2 separate regions of the Homo sapiens genome follow, and region 1 is linked to region 2. Evidence: chromatin loops called from intact Hi-C (ENCODE). Cell type or tissue: mammary epithelial cell. All regions are shown on one strand. Each heading gives the region's core, and the rest is flanking DNA. Links, peaks and the distances in the headings are about the cores only. Region 1 overlaps ITGAD (integrin subunit alpha D). Region 2 overlaps ITGAM (integrin subunit alpha M).

Region 1 (8,332 bases), core at 105-8,104, 95 kb after region 2:
ACACACATACACACAGAGAAAGTGCATAAAGCATACATACGGTTTAATGAATAATATTAAACAAACCATAGAGTTAACATCCAGATCAAGAAATAAATCACTGCTAGCATCCCCAGAACCCCCTCCCTGTTTACCTTTCCCCATCACAGCTCCATCCTGTCCCCAAAGGTCATCACTATTCTGACTTTGTGGTCATTTCCTTGTATCTCTCTCTCTCTCTCCTTCCCCCCTCCCTCCCCCCTCCCTCCCTCCCTTACTTCCTCCCTCCCTCCCTCCCTCCCTCTTTTTTTTGAGACTGAGTCTTACTCTGTCACCCAGGCTGGAGTGCAGTGGCACAATCACCACTCACTGCAGCCTAGACCTCTTGGGCTCAAGCAATCCTCCCACGTCAGCCTCCCAAGTAGCTGGGACTACAGGTGCATGCCACTACGCCCAGCTAATATTTATTTATTTATTTATTTATTTATTTATTTATTTATTTATTTTTTAGAGACAGGGTCTCACCATGCTGCCCAGGCTGGTCTCAAACTCCTGGGCTCAAGTAATCCTCCCACCTCAGCCCTTAAAGTGCTGAGATTACAGGTGTGAACCACCACACCTGACCATATTGTTTCTGTGTGTGGGTCTTATTTAAGAAACACTTCCAGGTTATGAAAATAGCCCCCTATATTATATTCCAAAAGCTTCATGGTTTTGCTTTTTCACATTTAAGTATTTAATCCAGTTGGAATTTATTTTAATTTATGGAGTGAGGTAGGGATCCAATTTCTTTTTCTTCTTTCTCCTCCTCTTCCTCTTGTACTTTCTTTACTTTTCTTCTGCTTTTTAAAAAATTTTTTGTATGGGTCAATTTTCCTGGCATTGATGGAAATTGATTGAAAAGTCTGTCCTTGGCCGGGTGCAGTGGCTCACACCTGTAATCCCAGCACTTTGGGAGGCCAAGGCGGGTGGATCACCTGAGGTCAGGAGTTTGAGACTGGCCTGGCCAACATGGTGAAACCCCATTTCTACTGAAAATACAAAAATATTAGCCAGGCATGGTGGCAGGCACCTGTAATCCCAGCTACTCAAGAGCCTGTGGCAGGGGAATTGCTTGAACCCAGGAGGTGGAGGTTGCAGTGAACCACGATCATGCCATTGCACTCCAGCCTGGGTGACAAGAGTGAAATCCGTCTCAAAAAAAAACAACAACAAAAAAAGAAAAGTCTGTCATTTTCCCTAGTGCTCTGCAGTGCCACCACTGCTGTGTATCAAGCCCACACATGCATGCGGGTAACTTCTTAAAATTCATTCTCCTCCCCTAGAAGCAGCCCCATCAGAGTGCCCTGCGCCTGGCATGTGAGACAGTGCCCACTGAGGATGAGGGCCTAAGAAGCAGCCGCTGCAGTGTCAACCACCCCATCTTCCATGAGGGCTCTAACGTCAGTGCTTCTCCCTAAATCCCCATCACTGTCCTCCCTTGTCCCAATCTGTCCCTCACTCTGCCATGCCCTTCCTTTTATCCCCATTCTTTCCTTCTTCTTCCCTCAGGGCACCTTCATAGTCACATTCGATGTCTCCTACAAGGCCACCCTGGGAGACAGGATGCTTATGAGGGCCAGTGCAAGCAGGTGGGTCCAGGCCAGGGTATCCCCCACCCTCCATCGCATGCCCCGGCTAGAGACCCCTCTCCTGGATTCCTTCCCATTGGTCCCTCCTTTCTGTCTCCAGTGAGAACAATAAGGCTTCAAGCAGCAAGGCCACCTTCCAGCTGGAGCTCCCGGTGAAGTATGCAGTCTACACCATGATCAGCAGGTGCCCAGTCCCTGGCCTTCCCCTTGGACCTCTGGCCTTCCTCTATGCCTGGTACTCCTTCTGAGTCCCAGCCTGCTCTTCCAATGATGCACATCTAAGCTCTCCTGTTTTGGGATGCCTTTGTGGGTGAATGGCCATATATAATGACATTTATGCTGCATAAAGATGTTTCTGGGCTGGGCGCGGTACCTCGCGCCTGTAACCCCAGCACTTTGGGAGGCTGAGGCAGGTGGTTCACCTGAGGTCAGGAGTTCGAGACCAGCTTGGCCAACATGGTGAAACCCCATCTCTACTAAAAATACAAAATAAATTAGCTGGGCGTGGTCATGCGTGCCTGTAATCCCAGCTACTTGGGAGGCTGACGCAGGAGAATCACTTGAATCCGGGAGGCGGAGGTTGCAGTGAGCCGAGATCATGCCACTGCACTCCAGCCTGGGTGACAGAGGGAGACTCTGTCTCAAAAAAAAAAAAAAAAAAAATTAGCTGGGCCTGGTGGCGCATGCCTGTAATCCCAGCTACTCAGGAGGCTAAGGCAGGAGAATCTCTTGAACCTGGGAGGCGGAGGTTGCAGTGAGCTGAGATTGTGCCACTGCACTCCAGCCTGGGCAATAGAGCAAGATTCTGTCTCAAACAAAAAAAAAAAAAAAAGGTGTTTTTGTCAACAGTGGACCCACATTTACTACGGGTGGTCTCCTAAAATTATAACGGAGTTGAAAAATCTCCTAATGATGTCATAGCAGTTGTAACATTGTAGTGCAACTCATTGCCTTTTTTATGTCTAGATACACAAATACTTTCCATTGTGTTACAATTGCCTACAATATCCAGTACAGTAACACGCTGCATGGGTTTGTAGCCCAGGAGCAATAGGCTATACCATATCACCTAGCTGTGCAGTAGGCTCTACCATCTAGGTTTGCATAAGTGCAACCTATGATGTTTGCACAATGATGAAATTGCCTAAGGCCGGGCGCAGTGGCTCACACCTGTAATCCCAGCACTTTGGGAGGCTGAGGCAGGCGGATCACCTGAGGTCAGGAGTTCAAGACCAGCCTGGCCAACATGGCGAAACCTTGTCTTTACTAAAAACGCAAACATTAGCCAGGCGCAGTGGCACACGCCTGTAATCCCAGCTACTGGGGAGGTTAAGGCAAGAGAATCGCTTGAACTTGGGAGGCGGAGATTGCGGTGAGCTGAGATCGCGCTGCTGCATGCCAGCTCAGGGGTGACAGATTAAGGCTCTGTCTCAAAAAAAAAAAAAAAAAAAGAAAAAAAAAGAAAAGAAAAAGAAATTGCCTAACGATTAATTTCTTGGAATGTATCCTTGGTGTATTTGTACCCTAATAATATATACCATAGCTCTTGCTGCTTCTCTCAAATCGACTTGCTGGTGGGACACACACACATTGCCACCACTGTGCCTTTCCCCCTCTCCCTCTAAAAGGAAGGCTTCCTTTTTTAACATGAAACAAATTCTGTCCTTTGTATTAAATGTGAATGTGCTGAAGCAAAGCTGCTACATGGAGATCAAGGCTTTTCTGAGCACCCTGAATTGGGGAGCTTGTGCCCAACAGGATATGGTCTGTCACCACACAGAGGAAAGGAAAGGTCAGGTTTCTATAAAACTCAGAGTGGGGCAGAGGTGTGAGAAACTGTTGGGAAGGTCTCTTAAGAGCCTGGCCAAGGCAGCGCAGGAAAGGCAAGTGTAGGGCTGAAGGCAAGAGGGTTCTGCAGGTGGTGGAGGCACAGGGGCAGGCGAGGCTGGATGCAGAGCAAGGCATCCCATACACTGGGCTGAAAGACTGTAACACTGCTGTGGGACAAAGTTTGCTGCTATTGCTTTTTTTTTTTTAGACGGAATCTCACTCTTTCACCCAGGCTGGAGTTCAGTGGTGCAATCTGGGCTCACTGCAACCTCCACCTCCCAGGTTCAAGTGATTCTCCTGCCTCAGCCTCCCGAGTAGTTGGATTACAGGCATGCACAACCACATCTAGCTAATTTTTTGTTTGTTTGTTTGTTTGTTTTTGAGATGGAGTTTCACTCTTGTTGCCCAGGCTGGAGTGCAATGTTGCGATCTCAGCTCACTGAAATCTCCGCCTCCCAGGTTCAAGTGATTCTCCTGCCTCAGCCTCTCGAGTAGCTGGGACTACAGGCATGTGCCACCATGCCTGGCTAGTTTTGTATTTTTAGTAGAGACAGGGTTTCACCATGTTGGTTAGGCTGGTCTTGAACTCGTGACCTCAGGTGATCCACCCCCACCCGAGGGCCTCCCAAAGTGCTGGGATTACAGGCATGAGCCACCACACCTGTCCACTGTTGCTTCTGATGTATTAAGTTGTTAGGGGAAGGAGCGAGGGAGATCAAGCAGTGTCATTGTCCTTTCAAGCCACATGTAGGTTTCCCTTTCTATCCACAGGAAAATACTTACAATAAGAGCTTACAGTTATATATACCCATGTCAGGCACGTTTTATGTTGCTGTTGTTTTATGGTGGTTTTCTTACACCATCTTAAGTACTTTATATGTATTTACATTTATTTAATCCTACCAATAATTATATTGTTATCCCTATTTTCACCAACAAAGACATCAAGAAGTGAAATACTTTGTTCCTGTCAATCTCCAAGTGGGCAGCAGAACCAGGAATCAGACCCAGACGGTTTGGCTGCAGAGCCCATGCCCATGGCCATACATGGCATGCCTCTCCAAGGACTGGGGAAAGCTGGGTGGTTTACTTAGATCTGAAAACAGGCTTAGGCTGCGCACGGTGGCTCGTGCCTGTAATCCCAGCACTTTGGGAGGCCAAGTGCTGGGATTACAGGCATGAGTGGGAGGATGGCTTGAGCCCAGGAGTTTAAGACCAGCCTGGGCAACATAGTGAGAACCCATCTCTACCAAAAAAAAAAAATTAAAAATGAAAATAAAATAAAACTTTAAAAATGAAAAGAGGTTTAGAACTAGATTTTAAGATGAGAAAACAGAAGCATAGAGAGAAGGGTTTGGGGTGGGGGGCACAGAGGAAAACCGGCATACTTAGGGAAAAATAAACCTTAAGATTTATGGAGGAGTCCCTGTGTGCTGGGCACTACCAAGCCCTGGTCACAACTCTACTACAGGGAGGTTGCTACGGTTTGCATCCCCATTTTAAAGAGTGAAAAGCTACAGTTTCCAGAGACGTGAAGTGGCTTGCCTCAGTGACTCAGGTAGGAAGTGGTCGACCTGAGATGTGAACCTAGGCGGTTTGACACTGGAGCCCATGTTTTTAGTCATCAGGCTGATGGGGGGTGGACTGCTGGGGCTGTTTCTGTGTGGCTGGTCTGGCTGCTGCATGCGAGGTGCAGGCCCCTCTGCTGGTCTGCTTACTTTTGCTTTTTGTTTGTTTTGAGACAGGGTCTCACTCTGTCACCCAGGCTGGAGGGGAGTGGTGTGAACATAGCTTACTGCAGCCTCGACCTCCCAGGCTCAAGCAATCCTCCTGCCTCAGCCTCCTGAGTAGCTGGGACCACAGGCGTGTGCCACCACTTGCAGCTAATGTTTGTATTTTTTTTTTTTTTTGCAGAGACGAGGTCTCTCTGTGTTGCCCAGGCCAGTCTTGAACTCCTGGGCTCAAGCGATTCTTCTGCCTTAGTCTCTCTAAGTGTTGGGATTACAGGCGTGAGCCACCTCGCCTGGCCAGCTTGCTCATTTTTACTAAAACTTTAGATGTTAAGTGGTGAGAGGGCAGGGAGTTATGGCTTAACTTGAATCCCCAGTGCCAACCACACAGCCTGTGTTTGCTGAAGGAAGTTTGGGTGGAAAGACCCCACCTGCTGCCTGGAACACTGATGTCCCTTCCACAGGCTTGTGCACAGGCACTATCTTCCTTCACATTTACTCACCTGCCCCAGGACAGCCGAATCTATTTTCTTCATTCCCACCATGAAGGGGCCCTCACTCCATGTCTTCCTGAGTGATCCAGCTCTCATTCCTAGAGTCCCCTTAGGCTAACTTGTTCTGCTACAATCTCTGTAAGCATTACCAGAGGCCAAACACTACCTATTAGAGAAAGCAATGCAAACGCCTTTGCCCCATGTAGGAGACATGAGGTTTAAGTTGGGTCTTTAAGTGTAAATTTCCAAAACTGGAGACAGTAAGAACGTTCCAAGGAGAAGAGCTTGAGCAAAGTCATGAGGCTATGAAAGAGCCAGCGGTGTGCATGGCAGAGCTAGTGGATCTGGGTGATGGGGGCAAGGGACATCGGAGGGAGGGGAGCTGAAGCCGAGGCAGCAAAGGTTATGTGGGACCATCTTTTACTTATTTACTTTGAATAGGGACAGGGTCTCACGATGTTGCCCCAGCTGGTCTGGAACTCCTGGGTTCAAGAAACCCTCCTGCCCCAGCCTCCCAAAGTGCTGGGATTACAGGCATGAGCCACTGTGCCCGGCCAAATAATGTCCATCGTTATTTCCCTGAGACATCTGCCCAGCCCAACAGAGCTCTCTGCAGTAGGACAGGGCACAACTGGGGACAGTTTCAGGGCTGTTTTTCACCCACAGGCTCTCTCTCCAGGCAGGAAGAATCCACCAAGTACTTCAACTTTGCAACCTCCGATGAGAAGAAAATGAAAGAGGCTGAGCATCGATACCGTGTGAGAGTCTAGGGAGTATCCATGTCTGCCTTCCACGTTGTGGATAAAGTTGGAAGTTGGTGGAGAAGATGGAGAGGAGCCTTGGGGTAGGGCCAGGAGGGAAGTAGGATTTGGAAGGCTCCAGAGACCACAATAACACTCTGCCTTGATTTCCTGCAGGTGAATAACCTCAGCCAGCGAGATCTGGCCATCAGCATTAACTTCTGGGTTCCTGTCCTGCTGAACGGGGTGGCTGTGTGGGATGTGGTCATGGAGGCCCCATCTCAGGTACCCGCCTATCTCTCCTCTTTCTTCAGACTGACATCCCACAGCACAGCACTCCCTCTTACCAGGGACATGTTGCTCATTCTGTGGCTAAGTGCTTCTTTCTCTTCCCAGAGTCTCCCCTGTGTTTCAGAGAGAAAACCTCCCCAGCATTCTGACTTCCTGACCCAGATTTCAAGAAGTCCCATGCTGGTGAGAAAGTCCCTGAACCCCCACCGCCAAGATCAGCCCCCACCGGGGATACTGGGAAATGTACTGCTAGGCCACAGAGTTCCGTGCATGTCCTGTAACTGCTCATCTGTTCCCCACCCCAAACCTGACCATATTTTTTCCTATGGCTCCCTCCTCAGGGAAGAACCCCTCAGTTTCACCCCTCTTCTGCCCCCAGGACTGCTCCATTGCTGACTGCCTGCAGTTCCGCTGTGACGTCCCCTCCTTCAGCGTCCAGGAGGAGCTGGATTTCACCCTGAAGGGCAATCTCAGTTTCGGCTGGGTCCGCGAGGTGTGTGGGGGCAGCGGCAGAGCCCCTGCCCCAGACTCAGGCAGGACCTGGCATGTCTGTGCCCATCTGCAAGCCAGGGCACCCCCGAAGCTCTGAGCCTCCCCCAGAGCCAGTTCCACAGGTTTCCCCCAACCCCTTTGCAGACATTGCAGAAGAAGGTGTTGGTCGTGAGTGTGGCTGAAATTACGTTCGACACATCCGTGTACTCCCAGCTTCCAGGACAGGAGGCATTTATGAGAGCTCAGGTAGAGACCATGTGGAGGGCAGCGACCAGCTGGAAAGAGGACCCCTAGGGCTACATCTGTGGTGCTGGGTGGGGGGTTTGCAAGCCTTGCGGGAGGAGGGTGAAAGTCTCTGGGCAGGACAGCTGTCCCTAAGGGCACGGGTGCTACTGTGTCTCACTCCTTGGAGCAGAGCCTCAGAAAGGAGGGGAGAGAGTTAAAGGTTGCGGAACCTGGGAGGCATCTGGGATGGCATGAGGCCGGATGCTCTCTGATCTCTAAATCAGATGGAGATGGTGCTAGAAGAAGACGAGGTCTACAATGCCATTCCCATCATCATGGGCAGCTCTGTGGGGGCTCTGCTACTGCTGGCGCTCATCACAGCCACACTGTACAAGGCAAGTGTTTTATCCAACTCTTTTTTTTTTTTTTTTGAGATGGAGTTTCCACTCTTACTGCCCAGGCTGGAGTGCAATGGCATGATCTTGGCTCACTGCAACCTCCACCTCCCGGGTTCAAGTGATTCTCCTGTCTCAGCCTCCCGAGTAGCTGGGATTACAGGTGGACTGCACCATGCCCGGCTAGTTTTTTGTATTTTTAGTAGAGATGGAGTTTCATCATGTTGGCCAGGCTGGTCTCGAACTCCTGACTTCAGGTGATCCGCCCACCTTGGCCTCCCAAAGTTCTGGGATTACAGGTGTGAGCCACCTCATCCGGCCTTATCCCATTCTTGACACCACCAGCATCCAACCCAAGCCCTCCTACAGACTGGCTGATATAGTGAGAACTCAGACTGTGGAGGCAGACAGGCCTGGACACACATTTTGGCTCTATCATGTACTCACTGTTTAATGTTAGGCAAGTTGCTCCACCTCTCTAAGCCTGTTTCTCTCTTTCTTTTTTTTCTTTTGAGATGGAGTCTC
Region 2 (8,332 bases), core at 24-8,023:
GAGTCAAGGCAATCATGGAGTTCAATCCCAGGGAAGTGGCAAGGAATGTATTTGAGTGTAATGATCAGGTGGTGAAAGGCAAGGAAGCCGGAGAGGTCAGAGTCTGCCTCCATGTCCAGAAGAGCACACGGGATCGGCTAAGAGAAGGTGAGGCTTGGTGGATGAGTCTCAAGAGGTTAAACGACCGAGGACATGAATGGGTGCTGCAATCCACTCTGCCCAGCCTTCTGGCTGTCCTGAACTGAGTTCTCACAGGCTCTGACAACCTTCTCCAAGCCTTACCTGAGTGAGCAGGCTATTGTCCTGCTGGGTAGGGAAGTCCAGTGGACCTCCCTAAAGAGGTGAGCATGTGGCACTTCCTTACTCACTCAGTTCTCCAGAGAACTGAAGGCCCCATGCCTGTGAACAAACTATGTTTTTGTTTTTTAATAAACGGAGAGAAAACCTATTTGGGGAGATTGAATTGATGAAGCTAAACAGAGATTTACAAAGCACTCACATACGCATTTTATCACCAGTGACTTCTTCCCTTGTTCCTATTCTCAAAGAGTAGAACTGTGTTTGGGGTGGGAGAATAGTAATGACAATACTAAGAATAACTGTCTCTAGTAGTGACAGCACTAGGAATAACTGTCTCTAGTAATGACAGTACTAGAAAGAATTGTACCCTCTTTAAAAGTAAAATTATTAGCTAGGCATGATGGCATGTTCTTGTAGTCTCAGCTACTTGAGAGGCTGAGGTGGGAGGGGAGGATCACTTGAGCCCAGGAGGTTGAGGCCAGCCTGGGCAACATAGCAAGACCCATCCCTAAAAAATGATTACCTTTCTAGGAACAGTTTTCCTGTGCTGAGGAGATAGCATTCCAGATATGAGAGCAGCCAGCATGGCTAGAAATTAAGAGCAAAATGTTAGAGAGTAGGGAATTGAAGAAGAGGTACCCTTAAACCTACATAGAAGTCCCCCTCTACTCTTTGGCTGACTCTTAAGACACGAATGCCTAGGTCAGTACTCCAAGACACCCAGTAGAAAACAGCAACTGAAAAGCCAAAGAGCTGATCAGAGAATTCAGCAGCTCCTCAGTGCTGGGGAGACAGAGATTTGAGAGGCCTTGGTAAATACCTTGGTCTTTCCATTGAGACAACTGACTAGCAACCAAGAGAAACAATATACAATAGAAATAGACCCACAGGTGATTCAGAAATTAGAGTGATTGGATAGGAATTTTTAAAAGGTAACTATAATTAATATCTTCAAGAAAAAAGGGAAAGGATGAGAACTTCAGCAAAAACCTGGAATTCATAAAATAGAGTCAAATGGAAACTCTAGAACCAAAAATCGCACTGACTGAAATGAAGAATTCAGTAAATAGATTTATAGCAGATTAGAAGCAGAACAGAGAATTAGTGAACAAGAAGACAGTCATTTGAAAGTATCTGGATAAATATGCGATAAAAAGAAAGAAAAATACAGAAAAACACCATAAGAGATGTGTGGGATATGGTGAAAGATCTAACAAACATGTAATTGGAATTACAGAAAGTGGTGGTGGGGGAGGAGAGAGAGAGAGAGAGAAAGAAAATAGGAAAGATGGAATAGGAAAGACAGAATAGGAAAGATGGAATAGGATGGAATAGGAAAGATGCAGTAGTTAAAGAATTTCCCCAAACTGGCCAGTCACGGTGGCTCACGCCTGTAATCCCAGCACTTTGGGAGGCCGAGGCAGGTGGATCACCTGAGGTCAGGAGTTTGAGACCAGCCTGGCCAACATGGTGAAACCCCATCTCTACTAAAAATACAAAATTAGCAGGTGTGGTGGTATGCGTCTGTAATCCCAGCTACTCAGGAGGCTGAAGCAGGAGAATTGAACCTGGGAGGCGGATGTTGCAGTGAGCTGAGATCGCCCCATTGCACTCCAGTCTGGGTGACAAGAGCGAAACTCCATTTCAAAAAAAAAAAAAAAAATTCCCCAAACTGATGAAAGACATCAAGATTCTTTACAAAATCAAAGCAGGATAAATATGAAGGACATTATATCATTGTACGTTATAATCAAACTGCTGAAGACCAAAGACAAAGAGAAAAAAATTTAAAGTAGTCAGAAAAATACAATAAATTTTTTAGTGAGTGACAGAATAGCTACCATTTATTGAGCACTTATTGTATAAAAGACACTGTGCTAAATACTTGATAAGCACTATTTCATTTCCTTTTTACCATTGGGAGGGTATCATTATTATCCTCACTTTAAAAATAAAGAATGGAGGCCAGGCGCAGTGGCTCATGCCTTTAATCCTAGCGCTTTGGGAGGCTGAGGCAGGTGGATTACTTTGAGACCAGCCTGGCTAACATGGTGAAACCCCATCTCTACTAAAAATACAAAAATTAGCACGGCGTGGTGGCATGTGCCTATAATCCCAGCTACTTGGGAGGCTGAGGCAGGAGAAACGCTTGAACCTGGGAGGCAGAGGTTGCAGTGAGCTGAGATGGCACCACTGCACTCCAGCCTGGGCAAGAGAGTGAGATTCTGTCTCAAAAAAGAAAATAAAAAATAAAAAGAAAGGAAGGAAGGAAGAAGGGAAGGAAGGAAAGGAAGGAAAGTAGGAAAGGAAGGAAAGGAAGAAAAGGAAGGAAGGAAGAAGGGAAGGAAGGAAAGGAAGGAAAGTAGGAAAGGAAGGAAAGGAAGAAAAGGAAGGAAGGAAAGGAAAGGAAAAAAGGAAGGAAGGAAGGAAAGGGAGGAAGAGAGCGAGGAAAGAAAGAAAGAAAGAAAAAGGAAGGAAGGAAGGAAAGAAGACTCAGAGAAGTCAGATAACATACCCCAAGTCACACAGCTGAGAAGCAGAGGAGCTGGGCCTTGAACTCCCATCTGCCGGGTTCCGAGGCTCAGGCCCCTCACTGCTGTGCCACCCTGTCCCTTCAGGACAGATCCAGAGTGTTGTGACTTATGACCTGGCTCTGGACTCCGGCCGCCCACATTCCCGCGCCGTCTTCAATGAGACAAAGAACAGCACACGCAGACAGACACAGGTCTTGGGGCTGACCCAGACTTGTGAGACCCTGAAACTACAGTTGCCGGTGAGCAGGCTAGTGGCCAGACCCCTGGGTCTTCCAAGCATGGAGTGGGCTTGGGGAGCTGAGGAGGGCAGATCCCCAAATCCCGGCTATCTCTTAGAATTGCATCGAGGACCCAGTGAGCCCCATTGTGCTGCGCCTGAACTTCTCTCTGGTGGGAACGCCATTGTCTGCTTTCGGGAACCTCCGGCCAGTGCTGGCGGAGGATGCTCAGAGACTCTTCACAGCCTTGGTGAGTCCAGAGTTGGGGTCCTGCAGGGGTGTGGAAGAGACCAGAGACCAAGGTGGTTGAAACTCATTTTATTTGATTGCATCTAATTTTACTTCAACATTTGATTTTATTGTTTAATTTCACAATACTTGGTTATTTTCTTTCCTTTCATTTGATCATATTTATTTTTTAAAAGTTTCCCTTTGAGAAGAATTGTGGCAATGACAACATCTGCCAGGATGACCTCAGCATCACCTTCAGTTTCATGAGGTGAGTTTCCTTTCCTCCTCACCTCCTCCAGAGAAGGACCCGTACCATGACCCGCTCTTTTCTCCTCCTGGCCCCCAAGGGAGCCGGGTGTTCCTGGGCTATAAGGTCCGGTGTGGCTGCCCCTCCACTGTTGTCTCTTCATCAAGTGTCTGCGTCTCTGTTCTGCTGGAGCAGGCTTGCCACAGGGAAGCCCAGCGCCCCATCCCCCGGCCTGTCTTCTTCTTCCCACAGCCTGGACTGCCTCGTGGTGGGTGGGCCCCGGGAGTTCAACGTGACAGTGACTGTGAGAAATGATGGTGAGGACTCCTACAGGACACAGGTCACCTTCTTCTTCCCGCTTGACCTGTCCTACCGGAAGGTGTCCACGCTCCAGGTAGCCACATCCTTCTCAGGCTCTATCTGACCTTTGCTTCCCCATCCTCACGGCCGGAGGTGGATATCACCGCCTTTGCCTCCCCTGCCTTCCAGAACCAGCGCTCACAGCGATCCTGGCGCCTGGCCTGTGAGTCTGCCTCCTCCACCGAAGTGTCTGGGGCCTTGAAGAGCACCAGCTGCAGCATAAACCACCCCATCTTCCCGGAAAACTCAGAGGTCAGAACTCCTGGCTCCTCCCCTCCTTTTCTCTTTGATTTCTTTGGGGATTCTTTTCTTCTTCTTCTCTTCTTTAGTAGTGGTTCCTTTTTGTACAAAACAGCTTTATTGAGATATAATTCATATACCATCCAATTCACCTATTTAAAGCATACATTTCAAGCCCGGCACAGTGGCTCATGCTTGTAATCATAGCACTTTAGGAGGTCGAGGCAGGAGGATCGCTTGAGCCCGAGAGTTTGAAACCAGCCTGGGTGACACGGCGAGACCCTGTCTCTACAAAAAATGTAAAAATTAGCTGGGCGTGGTGGTGCACACCTGTAGTCCCAGCTACTCGGGAGGCTAGGGTGGGAGGATCGTCTGGGCCTGGGAGGTTGAGGCTGCAGTGAGCTATGATCACACCACTGCACTCTAGCCTAGGCGACAGAGTGAGACCCTGTCTTGAAAATAAATAAAATGAAATAAAATAAAATAAAGTATACAGTTCAGTGGCTTTGAGTGAATTCATAGGGTCTTGCATCCGTCATCATGATCCATTTTGGAACATCTTCATTACCTCACAAAGAGCTTCTGTTCCCGTTGGCCCTCAGCCCCAGTCCTCCCATATCCCCCAGCCCTATGCAACCACTAATCTACTTTGTCTATAGATTTGCCTATTCTGGACATTTCATATAAATGAAATAATCCCGTATGTGATCCTTTCCCTAGCATAATATTAAGCAAGGACTTAGCAAGGATCATTCATGTCGTAGTATATGTCAGTACCTCATTGCTTTAAAAAAATTGTTTTTAAATTTTTTATATATATTTTTGAGATGGAGTTTCACTTCGTTGCCCAGGCTGGAGTGCAGTGGTGCAATCTTGGCTCACTGCAACCTCTGCCTCCCAGGTTTAAGCAATTCTTGTGCCTCACTCTCCCAAGTAGCTGGGGTTACATGCGCCCGCCACCACACCCAGCTAATTTTTGTATTTTTAGTAGATACAGGGTTTTGCCATGTTGGCCAGGCTGGTCTCGAACTCCTGACCTCAGGTGATCCACCTGCCTCAGCCTCCCAAAGTGCTGGGATTACAGGTGTGAGCCACCGCACCTGGCCTTCATTGCTTTTTATTTGGTGAACAATATCCTGTTGCATGGATGGGCCATATTTCATGTCTCCATTAATCAGATGACGGGCATTTGGGTTATTTTTTCTCTCATATTTCTGTCATTGTCTCTCCTTTCTCTCACTCCAGGTCACCTTTAATATCACGTTTGATGTAGACTCTAAGGCTTCCCTTGGAAACAAACTGCTCCTCAAGGCCAATGTGACCAGGTGCTCTCTGCTACCAGGCTTCTGCAGGCAGTTGCCCGTCTGACGCCCCAGCCCCTGGCCCATGGTGGGCCTTTGCCCTTTGCCCACTGGTTCTCCCTTCAACTCATTTGTTCACTCAGCAAACACTCACTGACCACCCACCACGTGCTGGGCCTTGTGCTGAGTGCTGGTGGGATGGTGGTGGATCAGACGATAGTGGTTCCTGCCCTCTCGGAGATGATAATTTAGTGGCAAAGACAGACAAGAAATCTAGCCATTAATCTTGCATCCATCTCAAATCCAGTATGAGATGCAAGATTAGATGGGGGACGGCCAGTGTTCTTGGGAGTTTGGTGTTCAGAGAAGATTCCTAAAGAAAATATATTTAGGAGCTGGGCGTGCTGGCTCAAGCCTGTAATCCCAGCACTTTGGGAGGCTGAGGCAAAACAATTGCTCGAACCCAGGAGTTCAAAATCAGCCTGGACAACATATCAATACCCTGTTTCTACAAAAAAAAAAAAATACAAAAATTAGCCAGGCATGGTGGTGCATGCCTGTAATCCCAGCTACTCAGGAGGCTGAGGCACAAGAATTGCTTGAGCCTGGAAGATTGAGGCTGCAGTGAGCTGAGATGGTGCCACTGCACTCCAGCCTGGGCAATAGAGTGAGACCCAGTGTCAAAATAATAATAATAATAATAATAATAAAAAATAAAAGGGAAAAAAAGAAAATATATTTAGACAAAGCAAAGGCATGAACTGAGGGCGGGCATGAAGACAGAAGGCAGGAAGCAGATACCAGGGACGGGAAGATCAGGGTGTGTTTAAGAGTGGCCTCAGCATGAAATGCAGGGCTGAAGGAGTTGGTGGTGGTTAGATACAGGCCATGTCCCAAAATGACTGACGGGTGTTGTTTGGGATTTGCAGTTTCGCCTCTGGGAGTGACATAATCATATTTGCATGTTAGAACGATCACTCTTCAGGAGGGCTGGCGATTGGGGTGGGAGCAGGTGTGAATTCAGGGGACCAGTTAGAAGAAGGTGGTTGCAGACATCCAGCTGGAGAGGGATGGGCCTGGGCTAGGCGGGGGCAGGGGTTGGAGAACAGTGGGGTTTCAGATGCAGAGATAACAGAACTTGGTGGCTGATTGGAGGCAGGGAGTGAGGGAGAGGGAGGAGCAAAGACTAACTGTCAGTTCTCAAGAGCCGGCTGGAGCTCTTTCTTTCCCTCCAGTGAGAACAACATGCCCAGAACCAACAAAACCGAATTCCAACTGGAGCTGCCGGTGAAATATGCTGTCTACATGGTGGTCACCAGGTGCTGGCTTCCAGGACTTTAGCTGAGCCTCCACTTCTGGGCTGGACATGGCTGATTGTGCATCTGTGTGCATGAGTCTGTGCATGTGTGTGTGTGTGAGAGTCTGAGGATCTCTGTGCATGTATGTGTGCATGGGTGTGTATTTGGGCATGGGTGTGTGAGTGTGATGATCTATGTGCATGTTTGTGTGCATGGACGTGTATTTGTGCATGTGTGTGTCTGAGGATGTATCTGCATGTGTGTATGTGTGCATGGGCGTGTATTTGTGGATGTGAGTGTGATCTATGTGTGTGTGCGTGCATGGGTGTGTATTTGTGCGTGTGTGTGAGGATCCTTGTGCATGGGTGTGTATTTGTGCATGTGTGTGTGAGGATCTATGTGCATGTGTGTCTGGGCATGGGTGTGTGTGCATATGTGTGTGTCTGAGGATATATGTGCATTGTGTGCATGGGTGTGTATTTGTGCATGTGTGTGTATGAGGATCTGTGTGCCTGGGTGTGTATTTGTGCGTATGTCTGAAGGTCTATGTGCATGCGTGTGCGCATGGGTGTGTATTTGTGCATGTGTGTGTGTGAAGGTCTATGTGCATGTGTGTGCGCATGGGTGTGTATTTGTGCATGTGTGTGAGGGTCTATGTGCATGTATGTGTGCATGAGTGTGTATTCGTGCATGTGTGTGTGTCTGAGGATCTATGTGCATGTATGTGTGCATGGGTGTGTATTTGTGCGTGTGTGTGTCTGAGGGTCTGTGTGCATGTGTGTATGTGCTCATGGGTGTGCATTTGTGCACGTGTGTGTGAGTGGCCCAAATGGGCACGCACTGTGTGTCCAGCACACATTGGTTCCCCCATCCCCCTGCACCCCACCCCATCTCCACCCCCCAGGACTTCATACCCATTACCCATGTGCCTGTTCGCTCCTTACACACTTAGCCTGAGACACCCTCCCAGGGCACCCCTCATGTTTTGTCACCTCCTGTCCCTTTTTTCTCCCTTCAGCCATGGGGTCTCCACTAAATATCTCAACTTCACGGCCTCAGAGAATACCAGTCGGGTCATGCAGCATCAATATCAGGTGGGCAGCTGGGACGTCTGGGTCCTGAGAAGGAGGCTGGGGAGGAAAATCGATGGTAGAAAATGCAGAAACAGGGATGGGAAATGTGCGCAAGGCACCTGTGGTGTGCCAGGCTTGGTTCCACGCTGCTATCACTCAGTATGCACACATACACGCACGTATGTATGTGACATGCACGCACGTAGTTATCTTGTATTACCTTCGTAGCGACTCTGTGGGGCACTGTCATGATCCCCAGTTTACAGATGAAGAAACTGAGGCTCAGAGAGGTTTACAGAACAAGCTCGAGGTCTCCCACCGAGTAAGTGGGAGAGCTAGGACTGGAGACCAGGCCGTGTGGCACTGGAATGCGTATTACATGTACACTCTACTCTCTCAAACAGGAAGGGGCAGGACGCCCGGGCCTATGGCCTGCCCCGTGGGGAGGGGAGGCTGATTCTCCAGGCTGGTGGGGGAGGAAGGCCAGAGCCCTGACCCCGCCCTCCCCGGTGCAGGTCAGCAACCTGGGG

What was found. A loop is a pair of places that touch in the nucleus more often than their neighbours do. Peaks named below come from ENCODE experiments on the same cell type or tissue, not always from the same donor. Only the 100,000 strongest peaks of a DNase experiment are listed, where the experiment ranks them.
Region 1: a loop joins it to region 2, with 2.9 times the contacts of the local background. A loop is called at or near these places in 2 of 110 quality-filtered maps.

The regions. Positions count from the first base shown.
Region 1 is chr16:31,416,771-31,425,102 of GRCh38, forward strand. ITGAD (integrin subunit alpha D) reads left to right here. Exons shown (of 30, transcript NM_005353.3): 21 at 1,305-1,421; 22 at 1,531-1,610; 23 at 1,711-1,794; 24 at 6,344-6,422; 25 at 6,582-6,689; 26 at 6,801-6,878; 27 at 7,075-7,188; 28 at 7,332-7,433; 29 at 7,697-7,807. Among named protein-coding and RNA genes, the nearest start is that of COX6A2, 7.4 kb to the right of the region's middle. In mammary epithelial cell, for the core only: no CTCF peak of the experiment used is centred there; a DNase peak (open chromatin) is centred at 5,021; H3K27me3 peaks cover 387 bases.
Region 2 is chr16:31,321,481-31,329,812 of GRCh38, forward strand. It overlaps ITGAM (integrin subunit alpha M), which reads left to right. Exons shown (of 30, transcript NM_000632.4): 16 at 1-147; 17 at 2,919-3,073; 18 at 3,171-3,302; 19 at 3,478-3,551; 20 at 3,783-3,924; 21 at 4,020-4,142; 22 at 5,376-5,455; 23 at 6,667-6,750; 24 at 7,748-7,823; 25 at 8,318-8,332. Among named protein-coding and RNA genes, the nearest start is that of ITGAX, 30 kb to the right of the region's middle. RefSeq lists a silencer at 3,835-4,062. In mammary epithelial cell, for the core only: no CTCF peak of the experiment used is centred there; no DNase peak of the experiment used is centred there.